Regions from separate parts of the Mus musculus genome. Here region 2 is linked to region 1. The links are chromatin contacts, found by Hi-C or POLR2A ChIA-PET in ENCODE. All regions are on one chromosome and are shown on one strand. Each heading gives the region's core, a stretch centred on a gene start or an enhancer-like site at or near the end of the contact. The rest is flanking DNA. Distances are from core to core; before and after follow the strand shown.

The links. Hi-C counts contacts between places; a loop is a spot of excess contacts on that map. ChIA-PET counts read pairs that join two places held with the same protein, here RNA polymerase II (POLR2A).
Region 2: a map of v-Abl transformed pro-B cells shows a loop between it and region 1 (2.8-fold over the local background). The contact joins the enhancer-like site here to the promoter of Fbxl22 in region 1. A Hi-C loop is called at or near these places in 2 of 37 maps with a recorded cell type or tissue (both v-Abl transformed pro-B cells). POLR2A ChIA-PET finds 5 or more read pairs at or near these places in 3 of 5 experiments (Patski and embryonic stem cell).

The regions. Positions count from the first base shown.
Region 1 is chr9:66,513,025-66,516,096 of GRCm38, reverse strand. Fbxl22 (F-box and leucine-rich repeat protein 22) reads left to right here and starts at 1,504. Exons shown (of 2, transcript NM_175206.4): 1 at 1,504-1,878. The coding sequence starts at 1,544. Usp3 (ubiquitin specific peptidase 3) reads left to right here. Exons shown (of 15, transcript NM_144937.4): 15 at 1-1,458.
Region 2 is chr9:66,644,822-66,647,893 of GRCm38, reverse strand. No RefSeq gene overlaps it. Among named protein-coding and RNA genes, the nearest start is that of Usp3, 53 kb to the right of the region's middle. Within about 2 kb of position 1,498, at least 1 of the 3 ENCODE cell types and tissues checked has a DNase peak (open chromatin) inside an H3K27ac peak, as active enhancers do.

The DNA.
Region 1 (3,072 bases), core at 255-2,754:
AGTCACCTCTTGCCCAGGCTTTGGAAAGGCTCAGGTAGGAACTGTTTCCAGAGCATGGGTCTTCTGACAGCCCCGAGAAGATGCCACAGCACAGGAAAGAGGAGGCACATGTGTGTGTGACTGTCACCACTGGGCAGTAGCCCTCAAGGGAGTGGTGGCCATGCCAAGATCATTGGCCATTAAGACTTAGTAGTCTGTATGATGCCAAGATGTCATTGTGCACGTTACCATTCATTCTGGCTGCAGACGAATCACATCCTAGTCCCGCCTCACCAGCTGGGCTCTTCTGTGGATTGTTTCCAGGCAGAGCAAGCCGGGCAGTGGTGGCGCTCGCCTTTAGTTCCAGCACTCAGGAGGCAGAGGCAGGCGGATTTCTGAGTTCGAGGCCAGCCTGGTCTACAAAGTGAGTTCCAGGACAGCCAGGGATATACAGAGAAACCCTGTCTCAAAAAGCCAAAAAAAAAAAAAAAAAAAAAAAAGAGGAGGAGGAGAGGAAGGAAGAAGAAATGGCAGAGCAACAGCCATCAGGGGCCAGTCTTGTAGCCTACATGGGCAGGAGGAAAGGGGAGTAGTCATTAAGGGGTTCTGTGGAGTTCTTTCAGGGGAAGCTGTAGTAGTCTTAGGTTTCCACCAAGTTGTATGCACTTAGAGCAGCTTCATACTTCCAGATCTGCAGCACAGCTTCCTAAAAAGCAGGGCAGCTGGGGGCTGTGTGCAAGCATTGAAACCCATCAGACTTGCAGTTCACTTCCAGTTATTTACACTTCAATTAAGTGTTCAAAAATAGAAACTGCCCACCCTCACATATTGGGGAATGCTATCTAGGACAGATAATGAAACTCTGCAAATCACCCACGAAAAAGAACACATGCACCAGTCTGTCTGTCTCACACACACGTGCTAGCTTTTAAAATAACATTTCAGATGAATCTTATGACAGTTTAGGGTAAAAATGGAGCCATTTGGGCCTTGCCATTGGGGTTTAAAGATAGCTCATCTTTGCAAGGTAGCCATTAGTGTCCTGAGCTAAAGTACCAAGCATGATCCTCAGATTCCACTCACAGTTTGGGGCATGGTAAAAATGACCTCTTCCTAGCAAGGGTGAGCAGAGGAGCCGCACCGACACACTCTGATACCTAACAGCTAATACTCACTGTCCTGCTAGGAGAAAGGCTGCAAGCCCAGGAAGGGCTGTTGTCGCTAATTACCTCCAATGAAAACACCTTAGTAAAAGCCAAGAGCCCTGTGCTCAACACTTATCAGCTCAGAGGAAAAGAAATCCCTTTTAAGGAAAACTTGTAACTTCAATGGGCTGCTCTTCTGCCAGGACTTTCAGGCCCTCTGAACATAAGCCGAACCACAGATGGCTTCGAGTAAGTCTGGATCCTGACACCCGCCCTCCCCACCCCGAGCTTCAGCACCAGTTGTTGGCCAAAAATAAACACCATTCCTCAACCATATATGTCCACCAGTCCTGATCTGGGGAGGAAGCAGGAGGCAGGTCAGACCCTTTCTGGGCATTCACGTGCGGCCACCACTCACCATGCACATAACCCAGCTCAATCGGGAGTGTCTGCTGTGTCTCTTCTCCTTCCTGGACAAGGACAGCCGGAGGAGCCTCTCCAGGACTTGCTCCCAGCTCCGAGATGTGTTTGAGGACCCCACCCTCTGGCCCCTGCTGCACTTCCATTCTCTCGCAGAGCTCAAGAAAGACAACTTCCGGCTGAGCCCTGCGCTGCGCAGCCTGTCCATCTGTTGGCATTCCAGCCGTGTGCAGGTGTGCAGCATCGAGGACTGGCTCAAGAGCGCCCTCCAGAGGAGCATCTGCAGCCAGCACGAGAGCCTGGTTAATGATTTCCTCCTGCAGGTGTGCAACAGGTAGGCCACCTTGCCCCTGAGCACTGTGGCTTTGTTGGCCCTGGCTCCAGGGAGGGCTGGGAAGCACACATTCCAAGAGCAATATGGCTCAGATTGAGACCAAGGCAGACAACCAGTGCCCAAAGAGTTGGGTTAAATCGGCTCACTCTCAGCTCCTAAAAATGCTGCTGTGGCAAATGAAGTTGAGTTCAGCTGGGTTCAGCGGCTCCTTGGAGCAGCTGTCTTCACTGGCAGCCATTAAGGCCTGGTTGGGTTCAGCTGAGCCTGGATTTTCAAGGTCAGGCTCCCAAAGGCATCAGTTGGCTCAGGCCTCTAATTTGGCCAAAAATAAACACCATTCCTCAAACAAGAATGCAGTTACCGAGGCCTGAGAACTGCTGCTAAGGAAGGAGAGCTAGGGTGCTCAGGTAAGCTGAAGCAAAGCCTATGCAAAGTAGCAGTGAGCGTCTCCTCTGGGGAACACACTTGTCCTGCACAGCACTCAGGGATGGATTTCAACTGTCAGGGCATAAGGGATACTCTGAGACATAGTGTGCTGTGCCAGTGTAGGACTGCCAGATCTTAGCAAGTAAGATACACACCACCCAGTTATATTTGAATTTGAGATAAACCGTAATAGGGGATGCCCTGAAAAATCCCCTATTTGATCTTTTGATGCCACACATCCCTCCCTCCTCCCCCCAATCCCTTGCACAGGCTGAGCCACAAAATGGGTCAGTCACACCTTCCTGTGCAGGGAAGCTATGGCCAACATGGCTGTGCCAGCTGCTGAGGAGAAAGAGCTCCCTGCTAGCTAAGAAGCATGGGTGGTTGCTAGCTGCTGCCATCTAGGGTTAGTACCACTGTGGGCTGGCCTCACCACAGAAAGTAATTACAGGGGCCTGCCTTTCACTTGTTCTCTTCCCAAGTTGGATTTGGGCTTGGCTCTGACAAGACCAGGCAAGGCCATTTTGATGGGTTTCACTAGGCTGCAAGGTTATGGGCAGAGTGTGTGTGTGTTTGTGTGTTACAATCCCACAGTGGTTCATTCTTGCTGGAAGATAACCAGGTTTAATCCCTGAAACCAGCAAGATTCGATTTTTACAGGATCTGCTAAGCACCTGTCCCCAGTGTCAAAGAAAGTGCAAAGGTATTGAGTTTCCAGTTCTGATATTGTATAACTGACCTCAGACCAAATGTTTAAACGCCCACCTC
Region 2 (3,072 bases), core at 249-2,748, 130 kb before region 1:
TACGTGCTCATTTGAAACATTGATTTTGCTCAGTCATGTGGTGACCTCACGTTACGCTTACTGGGTGAAATACCGTGTCATTTTTTCAGAGAATATGCTCACTACTGTTTCTGATCTCTTCCTGAATTTGGACAAGAACACAACCAAGTCAGAGAGAGCTGGGAAGGAATGAAAAAGAAGAGGTGAGAAACAGCTGCTTCGGTGACCTTCAACCCAAACCACAGCAGCTGTCTAGGCCCAGAAGAGCAGTCGAAAGAGGAATTTGACACGAATGCAGAGAAAGCGGGTGTCTGGGGCTTGCTGCTGCTGATTGAACAGAACGAAGGACTCTAGTTCAAATCTCTTCTTGTACTACCTCACTGAGTGACCTTGGGCAGGGCCTGTCTCGCTCTGGGTTCTTTGGTTTCCCATGTATGGATCTACTGTGCACCTTATTCTTCTGTGACCCACCCTTACTGCCCCCATGGCTCTGGCTTGAGCTATTCAGGTGTCGCGATGTGCTTTGGGGATTGACAGAACGGCCACGGAGCTGCTGGGATCACACGTATACCTGGAGATGAGTGAAGACAGCTTCCCGGTTATCTACTCCATAACCAACAAGAGCCTTGCATCCCAGCAACAGGATGCTCTGCACTGCGGACTGTCAGTCAGGGTGGGGACCCAGATCTTGGTCACTGCACAAACGAGAGAGGAACACTAAACAACAGTGGCTGCCCCTGGGCCACAAGTTCAGACTTTTCTCCGAGGAGTCCCACTTGCTTTACTGCAGGAGAGATGCAGTTATTCCACTCCACTGTTTTCTCTTCCCAGACAAACCAGAAAACTACCCTTTCAGCGATTTCTATTTAGTGGGACTGTTTGAATTCCAAATGAGAAAGCAGCGGTGAGGTCTTTAAAAGATCATCAGCAAGGATCCAGCTCTGTCTTGTTTCCAAAGATAGAGTCCAAGCAGGTGAGGGCAAGCTAATGTCTGCTGATCCTTGCTACGTGCCAAACACTGTGGAACTTGATAATTCGTTCTCATCTCGTCTTACCCTTAATAGACTGTAAGATAGTGATGTTAGTCTTGCAAGAAAATGGAGGCAAGAAGCAGGAAGGCATCAGGCTAGCTGTCAGCTAATAGAGCTGGAAAGGTAAAACAAGACACCCTCCGTGGGTCCTGTGGCTTTGATCATTTGTGGACACTAGAGCCACATCAGCTGCCTGCCACAGTGGTTTGGGGCATGTCTCTACCTTAGCAGTGAGAAGAGAGGTAACCTGGAGCCTCCAAAAGTCAAGAAGGAATTGGGAGGATTCTAAGAAAGGAGAGAGCATGATGGGAATGGGGGATTTGAAAGGGCCAGAAGGACAGTTCCATCTTGTCAGGAGCAGATGAGCCTGGCCTGCCTCTGTAGCTCGCAGTGAGGCAAGGGTGCCCCACACCAGAGCTGGACACAGAGGAGCCTGGCTGCAGAGAGCTCACACGTGGTGCGAAGGCGCCCCCTAGGGGCCTGCTGGCTTTGCAGAGCCCAGGATACAAGGTCTGGCTCCTGAAGCCTTTCTGCACAGGGAAAAGGCCCCGTAGAATCAAAATAAAATGTAGGACCTCTAAAACCCAGGAAAGACGTGCAGAAAGGCTCAGGAACCCACCCGACAGTACCATCCTAAGAAAGACATTTGGTACTGTGACTTTGAGGAAAGAAAATCTAGAAGTTATCTTTAGAACTTCAGGTTTAAAAGAAAAACACATATAAGACTCTAAAAGTGATTGAGGTCCGCAGCTCTAACAAGAACGTGTATCCAACAAAGCCGTCATACAGCAGATAAGAAGGCAAGCCAGAGGCCGGGCGGTGACCAACACAGCCGCTACAGTTGGTGACTACAATATGCAAAGAGCAGCCACAAATCCACCAGCACAAAAATAGACACACAACGTTTACAATGGGGAAAGTGGGGGGCGCGTTGCTTTTTAACACAATCTCAATTGTTCAATTTTATCAATGAAGACTCGGAAGCCAGATGCTGAGGTGAAGTCCTGCTAACTCAGAGAGGCAGAGAAAACACACAGCTGACCGTCCTCCTCAGCCAATGTCTCACTGGGAATCCTGTCTTGCCCACCTGCTCAAAAACCTTCCTTCAAACTCAACGTCCCTCCCTTCTCCTTCCTGGGTGTCTCTCTAGCTCTCCTCCTGACTCCCTATTTTACTCACTATGGTTTTTTCTTAATCCTATGTTCACTTCCTGTCAGCTGGCTGTTTGCTCTGCCTGAGTTCTGTAAAGCTGTCCACGTCTGTAATTCCTGGACTTCCATGAGACAGTGGGTCAGAGACAAGAGAACCCACAGACTCTTGAGCAGCTAGGCTGGCACACATGTTGCCAAGGAGACCTTGTCTTGAGGTGAAAGGAGGGGACTGACAGAGGTTGTATTGTGACCTCCACACTTACTCCACAGTACACGTGTGTGCACACTCAAAGCACACCTGTAGTCCCAGCACTGAGGAGGCTGAGAAAGGAAGACCATGAGGTAAAGGTCGGTCTGGTCCCTTATCAATAAATAATCAATAATAAAATCGAGGGGCCTGAAGAGAGCTCAGCAGTTAGGACTGCTTACTGCTCTTGCAGAAGAGTCAGTTCCAGCGCTCAGCACCCACGTAGGTAACTCACAACCCTCTATAACTTCAATTCCAGCGAATATGACACCTCTTTTGACCTCCTCCAGCACCAGGCACATGCATGTTGCACATACATATTATGCAGACAAGGCTCATACATATAAAACAAAAAAATGAATCATTTTAAAATTAGGGAAAGGTCAAAGCAGGGATTTCAACCATGCAAAAATATAAAAGTAACACAGAAGATGCTCAACCCCTTTAGCAACAAGAAAAATGCAAGAGAAAGCCAAAATGAGATGCAGACCCACAACCACCCAGCTGGTGGTAGATGGAAATGGGCAGCGCCAAGCAAGGCGGCCGTGCAGAACAAGGAACGTTCCTGTGCGCTGTTGGGGAGAGCATAGCTGGTACAGCCACTAGCAGCAGCTCTGCGTGATCTGGTAAAATCAAAAACATGCATGTCACAGGAGCCAGCAGC